5 separate regions of the Homo sapiens genome follow, and regions 1, 2, 3 and 4 are each linked to region 5. A link is a loop called in an ENCODE intact Hi-C map of the cell type or tissue named here. Cell type or tissue: GM12878. All regions are shown on one strand.

Region 1 (5,000 bases), 500 kb after region 5:
CAAGAAAGAAAACATCAGGACCAGGTGCTGTGGCTCACACTTGTAATCCCAGCACTTTGGGAGGCCAAGGCAGGTGGATCACTTGAGCCCAGGAGTTTGAGACCAGCCTGGGCAACATAGTGAAACCCCGTTTCTACAAAAAATACAAAAATTAGCCGGGCATGGTGGCATGCTCTGTAGTCCCAGCTACTAGGGAGGCTGAGGTGGGAGAATCACTTGAGCCTAGAAGGTCAAGGCTGCAGTGAGCCATGATCACACCACTGCACTCCAGCCTGAGCAACAGAGCAAGACCCTATCTTAAAAGAAAAGAAAAGAAAAGAAAAGAAAAGAAAAGAAAAGAAAACACTGGGCAGGATTCTGCCCCCAAAGTCAGGAATCCTGGAATGTTGAAAAGCCATATGATGTCCTAGTGTCCAAAGCCATCCAAGAGGACAGGATCAGAGCGAGTGGGCTTTGGGAAATGCCCCACTTTCCAGGGAACACTAGGAAGCTCTAATCACCTGACACTTGGAAATGCTCACTTCGTCCTTTTTAAAGTAAGTTGTTTATTTTCACTGGTAGCTAGTGATACTGAATATTCTATCAAGCTTTTCGAGTACTATGGACTCCAGAAATGCTAAGGAAGGAATACTTACTGGAGAAGTTTGCTCTACGGTGTTCTCAGAACACTGAAATGCCTCGCCCTATTAAGTCCTGTGAGTTCTCAGTTTCTGTGAGGTGCTTCGCTCTTAAAAATATGCCATGTCTTTAATTCTCTGTGGCTATTTTTTTCTGTATTGTTTTTGTTTTTTTGAGACAAAGTCTCACTCTGTCATCCAGGCTGAAGTGCAGTGGTGTGATCTTGGCTCTCTGCAGCCTCCACTTCCGAGGTTCAAGTGCTTCTCATCTCTCAGTCACCCAAGTAGCTGAGACTACAGGCGTGTGCCACCATGCCTGGCTAATTTTTGCATTTTTAGTAGAGCCAGGGTTTCAGCATGTTGGCCAGACTGCTCTCGAATGCCTGGCCTCAACTGATCCACACACCTCAGCCTCCCTAGTAGCTGGGACTACAGAGCATGCCACCATGCCCAGCTAATTTTTGTATTTTTTATAGAAACGGGGTTTCACTATGTTGCCCAGGCTGGTCTCAAACTCCTGGGGTCAAGTGATCCACCTGCCTTGGCCTCCCAAAGTGCTGGGATTATAAGTGTGAGCCACAGCACCTGGTCCTAATGTTTTCTTTCTTGGAAGACCTAGATACAAAAAGGTGCTGAGGGTTTTTCTGGAAAAACCCTGGGATTACAGGTGTGAGCCACCTGGGATTACAGGTGTGCGCCACTATGCCTGGCCTATCTTTTCTAAACACAAAGCAAGGCTTCACAGATGCTTATTTTTGGTTATTACTTTTCTGTGTCTGTTTGCAAATTCTTTGACATATTTTCTCATGGATGTGCGCTACATCTTTCCAAAAGCATGCAGTCCTTTCCCCACTGCACGCCGTTCTGTGAAAACACACTACCGTGTGTGTGCGAGATGGAGGGAAGTCATTTCAGAAAGGCATTCAACTCCAAACTTTGAATCACATTATTTAAATGTACCAAACAAAGAACAAATGCATTTCTCAATTATAGAACCCATCTGTGAGGTGCTTTCAAAACACGCAGTTGTGCAGCCAGACATTTGATCAAATTCTTAAATCATCTTGAAACAGTAGTTGCCCCCCTGCCCCTCTCCACGTTTGCTTGTGCAATATGATAGCATTGTATGTTTCACTTTTTAAGTTAAATATGTTTTCCATTTACTCCAACCAGCAACAAAGTGATTCCAAACCACTGAGGGTGGCAATAAGCAGTGATAACCGCCTCTCGGAAAGAATTGTCACCAATCAACTTGAACCTTCCAGTGCCCAGGCTGGAATCAGTTTTCTCTGGCTGAAAACAACTACCCCTTCCTCCGGGGAGGTGTAGGCTGGATGCATCATTAGCACCATGTGGAGGAAGTCCTGTTCTCAAAACTCCATAGCTGTAATGTCAAGAAACCAGGAGAGACTTTAGAAGCCATTTGTTATGGGTTGAATTGTGTTCCTGCAAAAGACGTTGAAGTCCCAACCCTCAGTACCTGTGAATGTGACCTTATTTGGAAACAGGGTCTTAAGATGAGGTCATCAGGGTTGGCACAAATCCAATATGGCTGCTGTCCTTATGAAAAGGGGAAATTTGAACAGACAGACACATACACAGGGAGAATGCCACGTGAAGATAAAGGTAGAGATTGGGATGTTGCATCTATAAGTGAAGAAATGGCAAAGATTGCCAGCAAACCACCAGAAGTTGGGAGACAGGAATGAAAGAGATTCTACCACAGCGACTTCAGATGGAACCAATTGCGCAGACACCTTGATCTTGGATTTCCAGCCTCTAGAACCAAGACAATATATTTTTGTTGCTGAAGCCACCCAGTTTGCAGTGCTTCATTGCAACAGCCCTAGGAAATTACCATGCAGTCCACCTAAGTCTACAGATGAGCATCTGAGTCCCATTAATTAGGTAGTTACGGCAAAACTGAGACTTCTTAGAGCCTGATTTGGGGTCCAACAAACTTTCCATTATTGTGTCGCTAAACTCACTACCAAAGGCAATAATCATAGGCCTTGCCTTGAGAGATCACTTAGCATCCCTCTCCAGGGCTTGTTTTCAAATCAAAATCTCCCTCTCAAGCACCAAGGGGCTGAGAATACAAAGACACCCAAGATTCAGCCCTTTCGGCGAGCCGGTCTCCCCGTGGCGAAGGTTTATTTAGCTCCAGTGTCAGGAAGTTTTGCCGAGGCTCTTTGAGTAGAAGAATGGCAGAGGAACCAAAGTTGGTTAATGAGGGGCTGAGATGAAAGAGAGACAGTTGAATCTGTCTTCTTTCTTCTCACCCTCGGGACCAGGGCGGTGTAAAGACAAATACAAGAATACCTTGATAGTCGCCAGTCGCCTCCTCCTCTCTTGAGCGCCCTCTGGTGTTCTCAAGTAAGACAGCAGTAGCTCATTAAGGTTGCAAAGGTGCCTGAGCAAAGGCGCAATTCCTTTATTTAGAAAGCTGGAGGAATTCTTTCGGGTAACTCATTTTCAGAGTTTAATATCCTTCAACTTTCCAAGGACAACAGAGGTAGCAATTCTGAGCTCAAATTTTGGTTTGCTTCCTCACTGTTTTCGGCATTCTTTCTGACCTCAAATTTCACTACCGCGTGTCTTTTACGATGACTTTTTCCTGTTCCACTGACCTTGCCCATACCTCACATACACCGGTTCTGAGAAAAAGGAAAAAGACTCTGACCCCACTTCCCTGGGCACACAGGCAGAGTCGGGCTAGTCTCTAAAGCAGAGTTTCTCAACCTTGGCACCACTGACATTTGGGACCTGACCACTCTCTGTTGTGGGGGCTGTCCCGTGCTTTGCAGAATGCTTAATAGCGTCCCTGGCATCCACCCAACAGAGGCCAGCAGCACCCCCCTCACCTTGTCACAGCTAAAGATATTTCAGATATGGTCAAACGTACCCTTATGTTCCCTAGGAGGTAAAATCACGCCATCGATTGACCTAATGTGCTCTCTCTCAGTATACATACTTTTTTTTTTTTTTCTTGGAGACGAAGTCTCACTCTGTCACCCAGGCTGGAGTGCAGTGGTGTGATCTCAGCTCACTGCAACTTCTGCCTCCCAGCTTCAAGCAATTCTTCTGCCTCAGCCTCCTGAGTAGCTGGGATTACAGGCAGGTGCCACCAAGCCCAGCTAATTTTTTTGTATTTTTAGTAGAGACGGGGTTTCACCATGTTGGTCAGGCTGATCTCGAACTCCTGACCTCGTGATCCACCCACCTCAGCCTCACAAAGTGCTGGGATTACAGGCATGAGCCACTGCGCCTGGCCAGTATACATACTTTAAAAGCACTTTCCCCTCAATGAAAATGAAACTACCACTCAAAGTTCTTTTTGATTTTTGGATGTCATTTACAATTGTGTGTGTGTGTGTGTGTGCATGTGAGAGACAGGGTCTTACTCTATCGCCCAGGCTAAAGTGCAGTGGCACAATCTTGGCTCACTGCAACCTCTGCCTCCTGGGCTCAAGTCTCAGCCTCCCAAGTAGCTGGGACCACAGGTGCATGCCACCACACCCAACTAACTTTTGTAGTTTTAGTACAGAAGGTGTTTCACCATGTTGCCCAGGCTGGTCTCAAACTCCTGAGCTTAAGCAATCCACCCGCCTTGGTCTCCCAAAGTGCTGGGATTACAGGCGTGAGCCACCATGCCCGGCCATCAGAAGTACTTTTATGAGCTAGCCTCTGAAGTCAATACCATTATTCCTTAAATATCCTATTGGTTACACAAGTCAGCTCTGTGTATATGGGAGGGGACTATACAGGATGTGAATGCAAGGAAGTGAGAATTACTAGGGGCCATCTTGGAGGCTGGCTATCACACTGCTGAGATAAGGAGGGTACAAGTGTTTGCCACTAGGGAGTGTAGACAACAAAGTGGCAGTGGTAGGAGTGGATGCAGGTGACTACCAAAGGCTGTGCTGTGGAGTGGATGCTCCTTGCCCAGCTGGGAAGAGCCTTCCTCCATTTTGAATTGCCATTTGCGACCAAGTCCTGTTTATCTCTCTCCAGAATCCAGGAGCATAGCTGTCACTTTGTGTCTTTGACAGAAGCAACTAAACATTGCAGAGGAGACACAGGGTGTCTATCTTCTATCTGGTTACCAGAAAGTCATCCATAAAAATAAGCTATTCCCTGCTCATCAAATCTCCCAGGTGTATGCGCACAAGAAAATGTCCCACAGGACTCCTTCTCATGCACATTTGCTTGTAAGATTTATGCCAGATTTCTCACCAACCAAACCTGCCCCGTCTGCCCCCAGAGGAACAGAAAGCAAAGGATGTTTCCGTTCATTTCTTCTTGTTTCCTTCTTGAATGTTTATGAGATCAGGCCAAAGTCCCCCATGTATCCCAACTCCTAGAAATTATCCCAAATCAACA
Region 2 (5,000 bases), 450 kb after region 5:
GCAAAGCGTAACAGAGCAGCATTGCCGCCAGCATATCTCGCCTTCAGCCACAGGGCAGTTTTCTTCTATCTCAGAATAGAACGAATGTATGATTGGGTTTTACACCGAGACATTCCATTCCCAGCGACATGCAGGAGATGGAGGCCTTCCTCTTAACTCAACTGCAAGAGGCCTTCCTCTTTTACTAATCCTCCTCAGCACAGACCCTTTACGGGTGTCGGGCTGGGAGACGGTCAGGTCTTTCCCTTCCCACGAGGCCGTATCTCAGGCTGTCTCAATGGGGGGAAACCTTGGAGAATACCCAAGCTTTCTTGGGCAGAGGTCCCTGTGGCTTTCCGCAGTGCATTGTGCCCCTGGTTAATCGAGAATGGAGAATGGCGATGACTTTTACCAAGCATACTGCCTGTAAACATATTGTTAACAAGGCACATCCTGCACGGCCCTAGATCCCTTAAACCTTGATTCCATACAGCACATGTTTCTGTGAGCACAGGGTTGGGGCTAAAGTTACAGATTAACAGCAAAACAATTTTCTTGGCACAGATCAAGATGGAATTTCTTATGTCTTCCTTTTCTGCATAGACACAGTAACAGTCTGATTTCTCTTTCTTTTCCCTACAAATAAGACACACCACTTTGAAGAGTCCAAGGATGTTGACGTTAAGTGTTGTATGCCAGGAAACAGGGAGGAAGGCCAAATATATATTTTGTAATATCACGTATGTAAACAAATAATATATAAAATTTACATTTATTTATTCCCATCAATTACCAACATATTTAACACTACATCTAATGTAAGGCTTATTGGCTGAATACTGGATACTGGATACTTTGCAAAGGGAAGCAATCATTAGTCACATTGCTCAGTCCTTTCACACTCTGTGGACCTTCAGCAGCTCAGCAGCTGCCTGAAGTTCTCCATTGCTACAAGGTCAGACATTGTTTATCTCACATTTTAGAGGCCACTTCTGCAGGTAACCCAAGCTTAGGTCTACAAAGTAAAGAATTCTCCCTCTTCTCTCCAAGAAAAAACACACAGTGGTAGTTACAGCCTGGGATTATGTCCTGGGATCAGTCATGACGATTCACTCAATTAAACAGCAAATATTTACAGAAGGCCTATTACGTGCCAGGCACTATTCTGGGTCCTGGGGATACAATGGTAACACAATTGACAAATTCTTGCCTTCATAGATCTTATATTCTAGCAAGTGACAGAGTAACACATCTAGTTCAGTTTAGGGACAAATATACTGGAACACTTGAATGGGAAGAAGGGCTGAAGGGGATGGGTTACAATGTATGTCTGCATCTATTGAAACCCTCTCCAGGTAGCACAGCCCTCTCAGGAAAGAAGCAAAAGGTATTCCTTCCTGGTGGATGCCAAGCTCTAAGACTTCCCTTATTATTTGTTTGTTCATTAAGCTTTGAATTACAGTAATATTCAGACAGTCAAAAGTAGAGAGTATAATACAAAGAACAATCAAGTACTCATCAATCAGCTTTGATATATATCAATACAGGATAATCTTGTTCTTCTATATCTGCCTCTGTTCCCACTGTTCCTGGATAATTTGTAGTGAGCCCAGACATTAAGTACTGTTATTTATAAACGTTTCAGTATGCATCTCTAATAGATAATCATTATTTTTAAAAAATCACAATATTTTTATTATACTTAAAAATATTAATCCCTTAATATTATTAAATATTGTCATGTTTATATTTTCCTGGTTGCTTTATATTTTAAAAAATTGATTGTTTGAACCAGAACTGAAATAAGATTCCTACTTTGCATTTGCTTGAAATGACTTATAAATCTCTTTTCTTTATACATTTCCTCTTCTTTCTTTCTTTTTAACCCCTCCATTTTTGTTGTTGAAAAAACGGAGCCATTTGACTTAGAATTTTCCACAGTCCGGAATTCATTGCGTCCCACAGTGTCATTTAACATGCTCTTCTGTCCTTTGTATTTCTATGATTTCTTACATCAGTGTCTTTCTCCAGACCTTTCTTTTTATATTTCTAGTTATTTTCTAAACTGTGCCATCCCTCTTTTCAAGCATTTTTTTTCTCCAGTCACCTTATTTCTGAGCTTTTTTTCTAATTCTGAGGTATGTTATTCTTTCATAGCTTCTATCATTTTCTTAATTTTCTTTAACTTGTTTCATAATATTTGAAATGTTTTGTGGGCATTCCTTTTGGACACGCTTTCATCGTTTTGTAGGAATTTTTTCTGCTCTTTCTTTTCATTTTTTCCTTCTTAACTTTTTATAAGTTTTTACCACAATGCTTTTCTGTTGTTTATTTTCTAAATGAAATGAATTTTCCTATACTTTTAGGAGTGAAGGGTATGCTGGGGCAACCTTTCCAGTTCAAAGGCTCTAGAGCTCCCTCTCCTGTTCCTTTCGCAAGGAAATAAAACAAAAATCTCCAAAGGTTTTGAGAGCTGCCTCTTCTGCTCTGCCCACCCCCATCCCATTTATCTGGATCTTTTTTCCTTGCCTGTATTGATCTGCCCAGATACTCATCAGTGCAAGGCTTTGTATTGGAAGAGACTCTGTTCACTTTGAGGGCATATGGAGCTCAAATCACCCCGACACCATCAGACCTTATTGTATCACAGTCCTCTTGCACTTAGCCATGCATTGGGTTTTCAGATAGCTCTCCTGGTTTTGGTTGCTGTACTCAGATGGTCTTGCTGTGCCCTCTGGTGAATACCTGCAGGTGATTGTGTGATTCTCAAGCTCTCAGTATCTTCAGAACCACAGTTTTTATCACGTGTCTTCTTCCGGCACTAATGCTGCCACCACACAGTTCTTGAACTGTAAATGCTTTGCCCAGACCTGTTAGTATTTGGTGTCTGGGAGGATTACCTCACTACCAGCTCTGTTGTGGATACTGTCCATGGCTCTTTTCGCTTTGCTATTCTAGTTGCTCTTTCTATTTTACAGGGAGATTTGGGAAGATTCTAAGACTACCTAGCCATTTCTTTTCCCCTTTTTAATTCTTCTTGGTACTCAGTGCTACAGTTTGAGTGTTTGCCTCCCTCCTTAAATTCATGTTGAAACCTAATCCCCACTGCCATAGTATTAGGCGATGGGGCCTTTAAGAGGTGGTTTATGTCATGAGGGCTCCACCTTCATGGATGGGATTAGTGTTCTTATAAAAGGGTTTGAGGGAGTCTGTTAGTTCCTTTTTGCCCTTCTACTGTCTGAGGACACAGGAAAAGGTGCCCTCTGTGGAGCAGAGATGGAGGCTTCACCAGACACAAAATCTGCTGGCACCTTGATCTTAAACTTTCCAGCCTCCAGAACTGTGAGACATAAATTTCTATTATTTATAAATTACCTAGTCTAAGATATTTTGTTAGAGCAGCCCGAATGGACTAAGACACCCAGTGATCAGTGCAGATTGGTTAGAAGTTTAACTCAATGAAATATTCCAACTTGGGAACAGGTTTTTCTCACAGGACCTGGGAGCCATGACCCTTCCTTCATTTGGTGCCCTTGAGAAGGTAGCTAAGGCAAGAAAAAGTAGACAGAAGGACTGCCAAGGGTCAGCTGTTGGGTGGGGCATGGCTCTTAGAACCTGCCTCAAGGCCAAGTTGTTGAGTCCTGCCTCTGACACCTCCCTTCTCCTTTGCTGGTCAGGCTCTCAAAAGGAGACAAATAATCACACAGGAAGAGAAAAGAAAACAGCGCTAAAAACAAAAGTTCCCTCTCTCACCTTATACAAAAATCAACTCAAGATGGATCTAAGACCTGAAACTAAAAATTCTGGAAGATAACATTGGAAAAACTCTTCTAGACATTGGCTTAGGCAAGGATTTCATGACCAAGAACCCCAAAGAAAATGCAATAAAACAAAAATAAATAGCTGGGATTTAATTAAACTACAGAGCTTTTGCACAGCAAAACAGTCAGCAGAGTAAACAGACAACCCACAGAGTGGGAGAAAATCTTCATAATCTATACGTCTGACAAAGGACTAATATCCAGAATCTACAACCAACTCAAACATGTTAGCAAGAAACAAACAAACAAATAATCCCATCAAAAAGTGGGCTAAAGACATGAATAGACAATTCTTAGAAGATATACAAATGGCCAACAAACATATGAAAAAATGCTCAACATCAGTAAGGATCAGGGAAATGCAAATCAAAACCACAAGGCAACACTACCTTACTCCTGCAAGAATGGCCATAATCAAAAAAACAAAAAATAATAGATGTTGGCGTGGATGCGGTGAAAAGGGAACACTTCTACACTGCTGGTGGGAATGTAAACTAGTACAACCACTATGGAAAACAGTGTGGAGTTTTCTTAAAGAACTAAAAGTAGATCTACCATTTGACCCAGTAAGCCCACTACTGGATATCTACCCAGAGAAAAAGAAGTCATTATACAAAAAAAGATACTTGCACACGCATGTTTATGGCTGCACAATTCACAATTGCAAAATCATGGAACCAACCCAAATGCCCACCAATCAATGACTGGATAAAGAAACTGTGACATATATGATGGAAAACTAGTTAGGCATAAAAAGAAATGAATTAATGGCCTTCGCAGCGACCTGGATGCGATTGGAGACTCTTATTCTAAGTAAAATAACTCAGGAATGGAAAAACCAAACATCATATGTTCTCACTCATAAGTGGGAACTAAGCTGTGAGGATGCAAAGGCATAAGAATGACACAATGGACTTTGGGGACTCAAGGGGAAAGGGTGGGAAGGGGGTGAGGGATAAAATATCACAAATTGGGTACAGTGTACACTGCTCGGGTGACAGGTGCACCAAAATCTCACAAATCACCGCTAAAGAACTTACTCATGTAACCAAACACCACCTGTTCCCCAATAACCTATGGAAATAGAAAAATTAATTTAAAAAATTCTAGGAAACTGCCTGGGAATTCCCCAGCGTAAAACACCCCCAGATTTGCATTTGACTCCAGCTTTGTATTATTGGTGGGGGAGCCACACAGCTT
Region 3 (5,000 bases), 310 kb after region 5:
GGGGCTGCCAGAAAAATGACGTTTTGAGTGGTGTCTCATCTAGACTGCAGGTGCTCACTTACACCTTGCTGGCTGTGTGGTTTGGGGCAAGTTACTAATCCTTTCTGTGTCCCCTCTGTCTCTGTATCTGTCAAATAAATATAATGATTGTACCTAGGTAGTATGTTATGAAGATCAAGTGAGCTTATATTTGTAAACTTCTTGCAGCAGTACCTGGCATATCTCAGGCAGCAGTCGCTGTGATAACAGTGACGGCTAGCCCTTCCAGCAGCATAGTCTGCAGATACCAGTTGTGCTACATACACCTAACAGGGAAACAAGAAGATCTGGCATTGAGTCCTGGCTCACCACTTGATGTTCAGCAAAAGCCTTTAGCTGCCTTGAGCCTCATCCTCCTGCCAGGAGAATGGAGCTAATGACACCTCCCTTACAAAGTTATTGTTAAGATTCAACCAGACCTGCATCCTGTGAGCTGTGGCGCACTCTCTGTGGGTGGCATTGGAGCAGGTGGGCAAGAGGGAAGCATGGCTTTGACTTGGGCTTTGCCTTTGACTGGGGAGCTGACTGCAGCCTCCATCTGGGTATGGCCTCTGGACCACATGCTGTTCTCTCGCCTTTCCCACCCCTCTCCCCCGCGACAATATGCTAACTGGTGTCCTTCTCTACAGGATCCCGCTTCCTGCCAGGTGACAGCAAGATAATCCAGCCACACACTCCTTGCTAATGGGGATTAGGGTGCTAATGGATTCTCCCTCTAGGTTAACATATGCACTTTTACAGAGGGGCCTTCTGGAGATGATGCTGATGCCAGAGAAATGACTCTAATGGGCCAAGTTTGGACGCAGTGGGAGGGACCCTTGCAATGGGCCGCCACGTGCTGTCAGTCAACCCCATTCGCCTCTACATAAAAAGCCTGCCAAACTCTTCCGATGAAGCCACCCCTTCACTCCATTCTCTGTCATATCAATGAAGAAAGTTTTCCTTGGAGGAGAAACAATATATCTCTTAGTCCATTAATCAGTTAATCTGTTATTTACTGACCACTTTGTAAAACCATAATGATAATCATCATTTATTAAGCACCTACTACACACCAAACTTTGTAGTGTTTTATGTATTTCACTTCATCTGGTTTTCACAACCATCACCTCCCCACCTTACAGATGAGCAGACAAGCTTTTTGATTTTTTAAAAATTATGACAAAATACATGTAACATAACATTTACCATCTTTCTTTATTTTTTATTTTTTTAATTTGAGACCAAGTCTCACTCTGTCACCCAGGCTGGAGTGGAGTGGCACAATCTCAGCTCACTGCAACCTCTGACTCCCTAGTTCAAGTGATTCTCCTGCCTCAGGGTCCCGAGTAGCTGGGATTACAGGTGCACACCACCATGCCCAGCTAATTTTTGTATTTTTAGTAGGGACGGGGTTTCACCATGTTGACCAGGATGGTCTCGATCTCCTGACCTTGTGATCCGCCAGCCTTGGCCTCCCAAAGTGCTGGGATTACAGGCGTAAGCCACCACGCCCAGCCAAAATTTACCATCTTAACCATTTTTTAAGTGTATAGTTCAGTGGCATTAAGAACATTCACAGCCAGGCGCAGTGGCTCATGCCTGTAATCCCAGCACTTTGGGAGGCTGAGGCGGGTGGATCACCTGAGGTCAGGATCTCGAGACCAGCCTGACCCACAGGGCGAAACCCCATCTCTACTGAAACAAAAATTAGCTGGGCGTGGTGGCACTTGCCTGTAATCCCAACTACTCGGGATGCTGAGGCAGGAGAATTGCTTGAACCAGGGAGGTGGAGGTTGCAGTGAGCCGAGATTGTGCCTCTGCACTCCAGCCTGGGCGACAGAGCGAGATTTGGTTTCAAAAAAAAACAAACAAATAAACAAAACGTTCACATTGCTGTGCAACCATCACCACCATCCAGCCATACAAAACTCCTCTGGTCTTGTAAAACTGAAACTGTGTACCCATTAAACAGTAACTCCCCACTGCCTGCTCCCTTCAAACCCTGGCAATCACCATTCTACTTTCTGTCTAGGAATTCGACTCATCTAGATACCTGATGTAAGTGGAATCATATAGTATTTGTCCTTTCGTGTCTGGCTTATTTCACTAAGCATAATGCCCACAAGGTTCATCCATGTTGTTGTATGTGTTGGAATTTTCTTCCTTTAAACGTATATCTATGCTACCTTTTTTTTTTTTTTTTTTTTTTTTGAGATGGAGTCTTACTCTATTGCCTAGGCTGGAGTGCAGTGGTACTGTCTCAGCTCACTGCAACTTCCACCTCCAAGGTTAAAACGATTCTTGTACCTCAGCCTCCCAAGTAGCTGGGGCTACAGGTGTAAGCCACCCCACCTGGCTAATTTTTGTATTTTTAGTAGAGACAGTGTTTCACCATGTTGACCAGGTGGTCTCAAACTCCTGACCTCAGGTGATCAGCACCTGGCCTACATTTTGTTTTGATGGACACTTGGGTTACTGCCACCTTTTGGCTATTGTGAATAGTGCTGCTCTGAACATGGGTGTGCAAATATCTCTTCAAATCCTTGCTTTCTATTCTTTTGGGTATTTACCCAGAAGTGGAATTGTTGAATTATATGGTATTTCCATTTTCAATTATTTGAGAAACGGCCATACTGCTTTCCCTAGCGGCTGTACCATTTTACATTCTCACCTATGGTGCCCAGCGGTTCCAGTTTCTCCCTATCCTCACCAACACTTGTCATTTTCTGGTTGTTTTGTTTTGTTTCTTATTGTAGCCCTTTTAATGAGTATGGAGGAGACGAGCTTCTGATTGGATGCTAAGGGGCTGTAGTCAAGCTTCTGATTGGATGCTAAGGGGCTGTAAAGTAGTCAAGCTTCTGATTGGATGCTAAGGGGCTGTAAAGTAGTCGTGTCCTCGCGCCCTTGTGAAATAGTTACAGAGCCTGCTACACTATTCCTTTGATACAGAGAACAGTAAGTCACAGCATATAAGCAAGGGTTAGATGGAGCATCCAGAGGACGATGGCAGGGAACAAAAGAGAAGTCCTGAGAAGGATCGTGGGACCAGACCAGGCTTTGTGGAAAGCATGGGGCTGAACTGTGCCCCAAGGGTGCAGAGAAGGTGGGGAGTGTGTTCCAGGAGAGGGGGCCACCGGAACAATGGTGTGCAGATGGAAACTGGTCCAGCTACTAAACTGAGAGGGACAAAAAGAACAATAGCGTTGACAGGGATACGTGGCAAGACAAGCCTATTTCACCTGGACTTTCCTGCTGAACTCCAGACCTTATGAAAGCTCTGATAACAGCTGGGACATCTGGTCGTGCAATCCGTGGTGAGGAAGGAGAATCCAGGCATTCTTTTAGCCCAGTAGTGAATTCGAGCGATGCCAGAGGGGAGTCATCTTGGCAGTGTGATACTCCCAGGGAGTAGGAGTAGGAGGATGTGGCGTGGCGGGGGCTGTGAGAGTGCCTGTGCAGGCTGCGAGGGGTGCCAGGGTGGCACTGTATACACACTGAAGGACAGGTCCAATAACCAATACGGGGTGTCTGTAGATTCTGAATGCATAGAAAACAACATTATGATTATTACTTTACAGACTGGAGATGGCTTTAATAATATTATATATATTTAACTGTTTCTGGACCTTATGAACATCATGTATGTTAAGGTCGATGAGGGAACCAGGTTTCTCATCAATGAAGAAGGGAGTTACACATGTGGAAGGGAAAAATCCTAGAATAAGCCCTTTGGTGTTGGACTGGAATTGGAAGTGTCAGTGTCAACTCGTATATAAATGTAGCCTAGTTCCGTTCACTGGGAGGGCCTGGGAACAGTGCCACCCGGGAGCAGACAATACATCAGTGCTCAGATCTTGGTTCCTAAAGTCCCCACTTAAAGGAACCCAAACTCCTTGGAGAAATGGTCAATTCCAAGGCTGGATGAGGAGTCAGGGAAAGTACAAGATGAAGCTAGAACGTCTTGTGCCAGGAAGTAAAGAAGGGCTCAAAGAATTATAGGCACATGTCCGGAGAACCCAGAAGCCAGAGTGAAGGAGCTCCTACCGGCCAGAACTGGGATAATTGAGGCATAAAAATGAATAACGATAGGAGCAGAGTATCACCTGATAAGTAAAATAAGTACGCTTGAGTTCCTACCGATATAAACAAACAGATGAATGTATAAGTGGAAAAAGCAGAATTCTAACTAATATGGCGGGGCACAGTGGCTCACAACTGAATCCCAACACTTTGGGAGGCTGAGGTGGGAGGGTTGCTTGAGCCTAGGAGTTTGAGACCAGGCTGGGCAACATAGTGAGACCCTATCTCTACACAAAAATTACTAATTCCAACTAATAAATATTAGGAAAGTGATGGAATTAGAAAATCATTTATTGGCAACCATCATAATCATCCAACGAAGAAACACTGGTGGATATTAAAAACAGTGAGTGAAGTCTGATGAGGAATGGGATATTTGCAAAGGCTCACGTACCTCCCCACAAGATCCTTGTATGTTACAAAGGGGGAAAAAAGTAACTTTACAGCGGAGGCACATGGACAACATCACCTTCATTATTTCGTTTACATGTAAGTCACCAGGACTGGGGTAAATTAAAATTGTGTGCCACTTGGCCAGATACAAGATGAACCCAGCATCACTTCTATGATGATGTTTCTGCCAAAGACATCCCTGACCCTCATAATAAGGCATCACCTGAAAAACCTACACTAAGGAACATCTACGGAATAATTGGCCTATTATTGTCAAAAGTGTCAAGGTCATGAGAGATAGAAACTGTTCTAGATTGAAGGAGACTAAAGAGATGGGACAACTCTGTGTGATGAGCAATCCTGGATTGGGTCCCTTGCCTATAAAAGTTTAGTGAGATTGAAACAACTAGAGAAGTGTGGATGGCATTTGAGAATGAGATGATAGTATGTACCGATGTTAATTTCTTCATTTTGGTGGTTGTATTTAGATCATGAAAGTGGGTGAC
Region 4 (5,000 bases), 610 kb after region 5:
AAACATAATTTCTCTGATAGTAAGGATGATATATGTGGGCATTCAGTACTAGGGGTTTGGGGTTTATGGGTGAATGAAGTTTTATATCACTTACCATGCTCTATGCTCCTTAAACTAGCTAGTGCTTGAAAATGGTATTACCATACATATCTTCAAATATGTATATTTGACAGTGGAGAATAAAAAAGAATAAATCACATAGCTTTAAAAATGATGTCAAATACAGCTTCAGCCTTTAAAACACATTTTAGAGGAAAAAAATTAACTATTATATAGAGTTAATCAAAATAAAACAACTTCTTAGGTTTGATAGCAGATCAAAAGTAAGCTTAAAAGTAATATACAGTGTTTAACATTTATGTGTAAGTTTAGTGGTCTGAGAAATAACTTTCCAATTGTACGGCCACTCTGTATTAGACATGATATTAAGGTAATGATGGAATATGTTCTTTCTTTATGGATACAAGGGATCTATTACCATAAAGAATGAATTAAATCTGTTACTATATCAAGAAAAACAGTGCATAAAATACTAATGCTACAAGAAAATGTGTCTCAGCCGGGTTAACAGATGGGTGAAGTGTGAAGGCAGATAAACTCTGCTTCTTTTGGCTTAGTCTTTATATCTCCCTACAACTATAACTAATCCTCTTTATTTGAACAATTTCAAAGACTCTAATTTTACACACATGGCATGCATACAAGAGACACACTTTTAGTTCCTGCCAGCAGGTAATTAGAAGCAACAAAAAGGTATGTCTTGATGAAGAATTGCCTCACTGCCCAAGCCACCACTTCAGCTGATCCAACAGAAATTCATCCTGTTACAGACCACTGCTCAGAGGCAGAGAAGGTCTGGTTTGCAGAGGAAAAAAAAATCATCCAGCCAATCAGACTTGAAATTGATCAATTCATCCCATTATATTTATGTACAGAAAAAGCCTATTAATTTTTGTATAACTAACTTTATAACCAGGTACTTAGTCATATTATTTCTAACAGCTTTTCAATTGATTTATATGGATTTTAGAGATATATAATGATGTAATCTGCAAATAATTTTCCCCATATTTACAGCTTTTTTTCCTCTTATCTAATTGCACTGGCCAGTACTCCTAGAACAGTATTAAAAAAATAGTTTCCATGGTGACCAATATTGTCTTTAATAACGGAAAAAATGGTTTTAGCATTTTGCCATTTAGCATCATGATGGTTTTTCAACTAATACGTGCATATGTGTTTACATGTTAATTTATTGTGTCCAGAATCTATTCCTAATTGAAACTTTTAAAATGAAGAAATGATTGTCAAATTTTGACAAAAAAAGCTCTTTGGGTCACAAAACTATAATTATGGGTTTTTTCTTCCATTACCTATTAATATAGTAAATTATGATAATAAACATAATAGCAAGCCATCCTTGCATTCCTATGATTTTTGCATTTCAACAAACTTCTAAATTCTATGTGCTAGTATTTTCTTTAAGAATTGTACTTAAGGACATACAGTATAAAGAGATAATCAGGGCCAGGTGCAGTGGCTCATGGCTGTAATCCCAGCACTTTGGGAGGCTGAGGTGGGCAGATTACCTGAGCTCAGGAGTTCGAGACCAGCCTGGGCAACGCTGTGAAACCCCATCTCTACTATAATACAAAAAATTAGCTGGGCATGGTGGCATGCGCCTGTAGTCCCAGCTACTTGGGAGGCTGAGGCAGTAGAGTTGCTTAAACCCAGGAGGCAGAGGTTGCAGTGAGCTGAGATTGCACCACCACACTCCAGCCTGGGAGACAGCAAGACTATGTCTCAAAAAAAAAAAAAAAAAAGAAATAATCAGAATTATCCCTCTCCATACTGGCATTTCTATATTCTTTGGCTCTGTAGGAAAGTTGGTGCTGCTAATACACCTCTAGGATTTATTTGCTGTAAGCAAGTAATAATAATAATAGTAGCTCACACTTCCTACAGCATGTATTCTGTAACAGATGATGATCTGAGAGCTTGTTACATAATGCTTTCAATCCTGTGAGGCAAGTACTATCATCATTATCATCACCATTATCTCCACTTTTCAGACAAGGAAACTGAGCTTGTTCAAGGTCACTTAGGTAGTAAGTCACAAAGTCCAAGCAATCTGGCATGACAGTTTGTGTTCTGATTCCCTAAGTCACTCGTTCATTCCACCTGCAGCATGTATTTACTCACTGCCTATTTGGAAGACACTTCACAATATTTTCCTTTTAAAAAGCAAATGAATACTTTGATGAACATCTAGGTCTATGCAGTAGTTCTAAAATGTTTGTATCTATTTATTCCAGGCACTATTCCCATACAGCTCTCTCCCCAACCTTTCAAAATTTCTGTCCTAACTGCTGTGATCCAATATGTCAGGCTGAGAGAATATTAAGCTGAGCCCAAGATACTAGCCTAGTCTGATGACATTCTGGCAGAGTCTATGTGGATGCTCCTGGAAAGGCAAGGCCTTAGTAACAAAGGAGAACCAAATATCCATGTCAGCTGGATGACGAGGCTGTTGCAAATGATGCTACCCGACATGACATGTCTCGTCTGGAAAAGAGAGAAAACTAGCTAGATGTGCAGCAAGGCATGAGTGCTTGGCCAGTAGAAGGTACAAGAAAATAACCGAGTGCCAACTACAGGCAGAGCGTGAGAGCGGAGCAGCGTCTGGGAGGTGCTTTTCACACCATATGTCTTTTCCTTTGCCCCACAGCCCCTGTGGCATTTTTGAGGTGTCAGCTCTTGATTTCTTCTATTACCTGGTTTACATTAGCCTCCTGAAGCCCCTTTGTGTGGGTTGTAGTGTCCTCTGTGAGGGTGATAAATAGAAGGCACCGTGGCCAATATTTGGGGGAAGGAGCCTTGTGAATGGGCCTGATGGGCTGAGGTTGGGGGCTGGGGAGGATGGAAAGAATGTTTCCTCTGTAATCCGGCATTTAATCACTGGCGCTGAGGACAATGGAGGCTCCTCCACCCTCCCAAGGCCTGATTTCATTTGGCAAGCCCAGCCCTCTTTTGTCAGCCTCACAAGGAGGTCCCACCCCTCCATGCTCCACACAAGGTTCGCTTCCCAAGTGTCATTGAGATGAAACAGCCAGAACATGGGCTGGGGACTGCTGCGCTCAGCCTCTCTCTGTCACCAGCACTGGTCCTTCCCTCATAGGCCTTTGTGACTCTGTGAATCTATAATTCCAGGAAATTTTATATTTAGTGTTCTCAAAGCGAGTGCAACCCGGTGCAATGCGTTTCTATATATATAACTTTTCCTAAGAAAATTATGATTCCATTCAAGAGCCAAAGAGTGCCAGATGGTTCCCAGCAATATGAAATGATAAGCACAGTGGTACTAAAATGAAAGGAAACCTCTCAATGACTTTCATTTCTTCCCTTCCCTTCCAGTCCTTAAGTATGATGGCTATCTAATTTTATGTAATAATTACAGCAAATATGTGATTTTTTTGTACTTTTTTTCAGCCTAGTATTTTTTAATATTGCTATGTTGCTTTCAAAATAATTATGTTAATGCTAGATACTTACACTCACGTTCCTGGGTTAACATTTACCCTGTTGCCAGACACAGATATAAAGGGATGTCATACTGCACGATCAGCCCCTGGAATCAGAAAACCTCAGCTTTGTTCTGCTTTTATTCCAACAGTGTGATCTGTGTATCTTAACCACTCTGAACATGTCTCTTCATCCATGAAGCAAGGGTCACAACCGCACCTACTTCCCAGGGACACGGTAAAATCAAAGGAAATGATACATGTGACAGCTGCTTGTGAACTGCAGAGCCAGACAAGTGGTAGTTATTAGTAGCTTGTTTCCCAGTTTTCCATGCTAAAAATAAAGATTAAAGTGAACATTTTCAAACACAGAGCATTCAACTCCCTTTAGATGCTTTGTCTAGGATAGATTCCAGAACCTAGGACTATTTGATCAAAAATAAAGAAATAAACATTTTTATGGTTCTTAGATCAGAATTGCTACCTGCTTTTCAAAGGGTTGAACCAACTTACATTGTAACTGGCTACATATGGATGTAGCACTTTGCCAAGACCTCACCAGCATAGCAAAATTTCGTTTTAAAACAGGTTGGCTAATTATATAAGTTGCCACCATTTGCGTTGTTTAACCACTGGTGAAGTCTGAACATTTTTCATATTTCCTTATGAAAAACAAGTGGGCATCAATATGTTTTAAGACCATTTTTAAAATAACACTAATTTCCCAAGGTAGGGAGAAAAAGACCATATCATGTAGAGAAACCAACTTGAGCTTTAAAATGACACTTAAGTACAAAAATGTTTGCAGTACTCTATAGCCAATGAGCTCTCCAAAACCAAGAAACCAAGTTCCCACTTTTGTCCTGAGATATATCTGGCCACAATGATTTATCCATATCTGGGGCCCAATCCTGCCTCTTTGGTCCTTTTCTGTAGTGTGGATATTAGCTTGTGAAGGCAAGCAACAGAGTTGGGGACTGACAGTTTCCTGGGGAAAAACGGAGGCTTAGGGGGCTAGACTTCAACTAATGGACTAGTCGACAAATATTTATTGGGTGTTATTAAGCACTTACTAAAGCATGGCTTCTACTCTCAAAGAAATAGTAAGATGAAAGGGTTAACAACAGGAAACCATCGTAGAACACAGAACATACTTGAAAACCTGGTGATGATGCCCCCTAGCACCCTGGCAGTCAGGAAATGGAGAAAACATGTCGCCTGGAGTGAGCTGGAAAATCTTCAGAGAACAGGTAAAAATTGCTCTGCCGGCCGGGCGCAGTGGCTCACGCCTGTAATCCCAGCACTTTGGGAGGCCGAGGCGGGCGGATCACGAAGTCAGGAGATCGAGACCATCCTGCCTAACACAGTGAAACCCCGTCTCTACTAAAAATACAAAAAAATTAGCCGGGCGTGCTGGCGGGCGCCTGTAGTCCCAGCTACTGGGAAAGCTGAGGCAGGAGAATGGTGTGAACCCGGGAG
Region 5 (5,000 bases):
AAAGATTGATGATATCAAACCATATAATTTGGCCCCTTGAGCAAGAGCCCCCAGAGGGTTTGACATGGGTGCATTGAACTCATGATCTCTACATTTTTCCCCAGTGGAAGGGTTTTCAGTCACAACATCAACTCAGGAGTCTTTGTTTTCATTGTTCTTTTTTATGGAGTCCTTTTTACAGTGTCTTACTCTTGCCCAGGCTGGAACGCCGTGGTGTGATTATAGCTCACTACTGCCTTGAACTCCTTGGCTCAAGCAGTCCTCCCCTCAGTCTACTATAGGTGTGCACCACCACACTCAGCTCTCCTTTTTAGATTTAGTTGCACCTTTCCCAAGTTGCTTTTAGAACACTGGTGGCCCTGAAGGTGTACCTGAGAAAAGGTGTGTGTGTCAAAGAAGCTTGGGAAACCCTGGGCTGAACTAGGTCTAAACATGTTTTTTCTTTCTTTATTTCTTGATTTTTTTTTTTTTTTTCAGATGGAGTTTTGCTCTTGTCACCCAGGCTGGAGTGTAGTGGTGCAATCTCAGCTCACTGCAACCTCTGTCTCCCAGGTTCAAATGGTTCTCGTGCCTCAGCCTCCCGAGTAGCTGGGGTTACAGGTGGGTACCATCCTACCCGGCTAATTTTTGTATTTTTAGTAGAGACATGGTTTCACCATATTGGCCAAGCTGGTCTCAAATTCCTGACCCCAGGTGATCCACCCGCCTCGGCCTCCCAAAGTGTTGGGATTACAGGCGTGAGCACTGCGCCCCGCCTTCTTGCTTAGTCTTTTTTAGAGAGGGGTCTTGCTATGTTGCCCAGGCTGGTCTTGAATTCCTGAGCTCAAGTGATCCTCCTGCCTCAGCCTCCTGAGTAGCTGGGACTAGAGGTGCAAATCACCACACTAGGCTCCAAAACACCTTTTTAAAATTCTGTAAAGTTCTTTTCTTTCTTAGAGGTTTTTTTTTTTTTTTTTTTTTTTGTGTGTGTGTGTGTGTGTGTATTGTATGTCTTTAGGAGGAGGGTGTCAATTATATGGTGTTTTCTATTACTGAGACTTGGAAATTTATCTCCTGGAACATGTTGAAAAATGTAATTTGGGGCCAGGCACAGCGGCTCTCGCCTGTACTCCCAGTACTTTGGGAGTCCGAGGCGGGCAGATTACTTGAGGTCAGGAGTTCGAGATCAGCCTGGCCAACATAGTGAAACCCATCTCTACTAAAAATACAAAAAATTAGCCAAGTATGGTGGTACATGCCTGTAATCCCAGCTACTTGGGATGCTGAGGCAGGAGAATTGCTTGAGCCCAGGAGGCAGAGGCTGCAGTGAGCTCAGATCAAGCCACTGTACTCCAGTGTGGGCAACAGAGCAAGACTGTCTCAAAAAAAAATAAAAAATAAAAAATAAAAAAAATAAAAGAAAAATGTAATTTGGGGAAAGTGCTGCTATGGTGGCTTTAGAATAGATAGAACACAGGGAATTAACAAAAGGAGAGGAAAATGTTTAGGTGTGGGCATGGCTGGCTTTGGGAAAAGCCTGTGGCCAGCCTGATTATGGGGAATAAAAATGGTGGCAGGAGGGCACAGTAGGAAGAATTCTTCCAATTGCGTTGTTACTAGACAGTTGTGGTTTGGGCGCTGGGATTCTCGGAGGCCTATGGATTTAAGTTTAGGTTGGTTTACTTCTCCCTTATTCCCTTATTCTGGCACTGCCATTTATTAGCTATTTGACTGCAAGACTGTTTCCCTGTCTGTAAGTATGTTTGAGAATTAATCTGAGGAAATGCTTAACAAAGTTCCTGGAAATAATAAGTGATTCACACAAGTAGGCTTTTTTTTTCCTTTTTTTTTTGAGACAGAGTCTCACTCTGTCATCCAGGCTGGAGTGCAGTGGCTCACTGCAGCCTCAGCCTCCTGGGTTCAAGCCATTCTCGTGCCTTGGCCTCCCAAGTAACTGGGATTGTAGGCACATGCCACCACGCCTGGCTAATTGTTTTTGTATTTTTAGTAGAGATGGGGTTTTGCCATGTTGGCCAGGCTGGTCTCGAACTTCTAACCTCAAGCGATCCGCCAGCCTTGGCCTCCCAAAGTGCAGGGAATTACAGGCGCCGTGCCCGGCATTTCTTATGATGACTTTTGAAGGGATGTTTCCTTTCTCATCTGATGACTTTTTAGCTTTTTGCCACAAGGTGGCATGCCATGCTAAGAAAAACAAGACTTCCAAGTTTAGAGCCTGCCAGAGCATTTTTTTGTAGCACTTTTATCACAGCTTAAGTAATTTTACTTAGGGTTTTGGATAGCAGTAAATGCCTCTTCAATTCTTTCAGCTGTGGCAGATAGGATATTTTAAATTTCTTTGAGTAAGTATGGCAGGACAGGCTGCCTAGACCCTCATGGATTATGCCAGTGTAGAGAGTGCTGGGTCTTTGATTTGGGGAGCATGTTGACCTCTTCCCCACCCCAGAGGTCTAGACATAAAACCAGAGAGCTCTCCAAAAAGGATGTAAATTGTGCTCTTTTCCAGCAGCAGTTTCTGGTTTTTTTTTTTTTTTTTTGAGACTGGGTCTCACTCTGTCACCCTCCACCTCCCAGGCTCAAGCGATCCTCCCACCTCAGCCTTCCAAGTAGCTCAGGTGCATGCCACTACATCCTGGCTAATTGTTAATGTTTTGTAGAGATGGGGTTTCACCATGTTACCCAGGCTGGTCTCGAACTCCTGGGCTCAAAGGATCTGCCTACCTCAGCCTCCTAAAGTGCTGGGATTACAGGTATGAACCACTGCACCCAGCCAGCAGTTTCTTTTGTTTCTTTTTCTTTCTTTTTTTTTTTTTTTTTGTAAAGAGATGGAGTCTCACTATTTTACCCAGGCTGGAGTACAGTGGCTTTCACAGGCATGAACATTGCACACTTCGACCTGGAACTCTTGAGCTCAAGTGACCCTCCAGCCTCAGCCTCCCGAGTAGCTGGGACTATAGTACAGGTCTGTGCTCCAACAGTTTCTACTCCTGGTGCCAAAAACATTATTCAGTGTGATCAGTGTACTTCCCTCCCACCATGGAAGTTGTGAGTTTAGAAATTAACCTTTTTTTTTTTTGAGACAGGGTCTGGCTCTGTCACCCAGGCTGGAGTGCAGTGGTGTGAGCTCGGCTCACTGCAACCTCTGCCTCCTAGGCTCAAGAGATCCTCTCTCCTCAGTCTCCTGAGTAGCTTGGACTACAGACGCACGCCACCATGCCTGGCTAATTGTATTTTTTGTAGAGACACGGTTTCACCATGTTGCCCAGATTGGTCTGGAGCTCCTGAGCTCAAGCGGTCTGCTCACCTCAACTTCCCAAAGTGCTAGGATTACAGGCGTGAGCCACTGCGCCCAGCCTGAGATTAACTTTTTATGTTGAAATTACATCAGACTTACCAGGAGAGTTATAAAAATAGCACAAAGAGGCCAGGCATGGTGCTCACGCCTATATCTCAGTGCTTTGGGAGGCCAAGGTGGGCGGATCACCGGAGGTCAGGAGTTCAAGACCAGCTTGGCCAACATGGTGAAATCCCATCTCTACTAAAAATACAAAAATTAGCCAGGCGTAGTGGCAGGTGCCTATAATCCCAGCTACTTGGGAGGCTGAGGCAGGAGAATCGCTTGAACCCAGGAGGCGGAAGTTGCAGTGAGCCAAGACCCCGCCATTGCACTCCAGCCTGGGCGACAGAGCGAAACTCTGTAAAAAAACAAACAAACAAACAAAAAAAAACCACAAAGAATTCCTGTATAACCTTTCAGATTCCCAGAAGTTAACATTTTACTACATTTGCTTTGGTCTGTTATTTTAAATGTTTGGCAGCATGCTGCAGATGTGACGCCTGTTTACTTACCCTTGAATCCTGTGTATATTTCCCCCCAAACATCACTGCGATACGATGCCAAAGTCAGAAAATTAACATTGATACAGTACTTTGTGCCTTATTCAAATTCTTCAGATTACCCCTGTAATGTACTTTATAGTAAAGAAAAATACTATTTTTCTGTGGCAGGATCCTGCCCATGGTCACACGTTGCATTTAGTCGTCATATCCCTGCAGTGTCTCTAATATTTGGAATGGTTCTTCAGTCTTTGTCTTCTGTGACTAGGCATTTGGAACTTGAGTGGCTTACGTATCAGGACTACTAGCAGTTGCTGTGTGCCTTTGTGTTCTGTTTAGGTCAACAGCACCTGTGGGGTTGTGCGGTGCACAGCCTACAGGAATGTACCCACAGCCCCGACTACTGGTGCTCCACTATTTTAGTAGTTAGCATGGGGCTGGCCACTTGAGAAGTGTCTGGATCTGGAGGACACTTGAAGGTACTCACAGTTGTATTAAGGGTCACAGGAAAATTTCAGAAAGTAAATAGTCAAGAAACACATTAGTTTGATTGATTAATTGAATTTTATGCCAGGCAAAATTTTGTACCTGCCCATCTCCAAGGACCTCAGGGTCCTCCTACCTGGACTTACCAGCTCTTTAAGGGTTTGACCCTCTCTTAGGCTTTTCAGATACAAAAATACTCTTATTACCCACAGAGAATAGATCAGATATTTTTATTCACCTGAATGTAGAAATGAAACGAGTTGAATTAATATTTACAGTTATTATACATTGTTACTCATACCACTATTTAATTTCAAGGAAAATCATTAATATCATATGTTGTGCTTTTTGTTTTGATTTGTTTTGTTTTTTTTTTTGAGACAGAGTCTCTCTCTGTTAGCCCAGGCTGGAGTGCAGTGGCACGATCTTGCTCACTGCAACCTCCGCCTCCCAGGTTCAAGCGATTCTCATGCCTTAACCTACTGAGTAGCTGGAACTACAGGCATGCACCATCATGCCTGGCTAATTTTTGTATTTTTAGTAGAGACGGGGTTTCTCCATGTTGGCCAGGCTGGTGTCGAACTCCTGACCTCAAGTGATCTGCCTGCCTCTGCCTCCCAAAGTGCTGGGATTACAGGCATGAGCCAGCGCGCCTGGCCACATATCATTTGATGTTTATG

What was found. Peaks named below come from ENCODE experiments on the same cell type or tissue, not always from the same donor. Only the 100,000 strongest peaks of a DNase experiment are listed, where the experiment ranks them.
Region 1: a loop joins it to region 5, with 3 times the contacts of the local background. A loop is called at or near these places in 22 of 110 quality-filtered maps.
Region 2: a loop joins it to region 5, with 7 times the contacts of the local background. A loop is called at or near these places in 9 of 110 quality-filtered maps.
Region 3: it touches region 5 in a loop (5-fold over the local background); 9 of 110 quality-filtered maps call a loop at or near these places.
Region 4: a loop joins it to region 5, with 4 times the contacts of the local background. A loop is called at or near these places in 37 of 110 quality-filtered maps.

The regions. Positions count from the first base shown.
Region 1 is chr21:32,938,603-32,943,602 of GRCh38, reverse strand. No RefSeq gene overlaps it. Among named protein-coding and RNA genes, the nearest start is that of LINC01690, 18 kb to the left of the region's middle. In GM12878, a CTCF peak has its summit at 2,991 (motif pointing left); no DNase peak of the experiment used is centred here.
Region 2 is chr21:32,991,920-32,996,919 of GRCh38, reverse strand. No RefSeq gene overlaps it. Among named protein-coding and RNA genes, the nearest start is that of OLIG2, 32 kb to the left of the region's middle. In GM12878, a CTCF peak has its summit at 2,404 (motif pointing left); no DNase peak of the experiment used is centred here.
Region 3 is chr21:33,129,759-33,134,758 of GRCh38, reverse strand. No RefSeq gene overlaps it. Among named protein-coding and RNA genes, the nearest start is that of LINC01548, 38 kb to the left of the region's middle. In GM12878, a CTCF peak has its summit at 2,514 (motif pointing left); no DNase peak of the experiment used is centred here.
Region 4 is chr21:32,833,081-32,838,080 of GRCh38, reverse strand. No RefSeq gene overlaps it. Among named protein-coding and RNA genes, the nearest start is that of EPCIP, 22 kb to the right of the region's middle. In GM12878, no CTCF peak of the experiment used is centred here; no DNase peak of the experiment used is centred here.
Region 5 is chr21:33,442,618-33,447,617 of GRCh38, reverse strand. It overlaps a transcript of TMEM50B not described here. Among named protein-coding and RNA genes, the nearest start is that of TMEM50B, 35 kb to the left of the region's middle. In GM12878, a CTCF peak has its summit at 2,170 (motif pointing right); a DNase peak (open chromatin) is centred at 2,224; H3K27ac peaks cover 456 bases.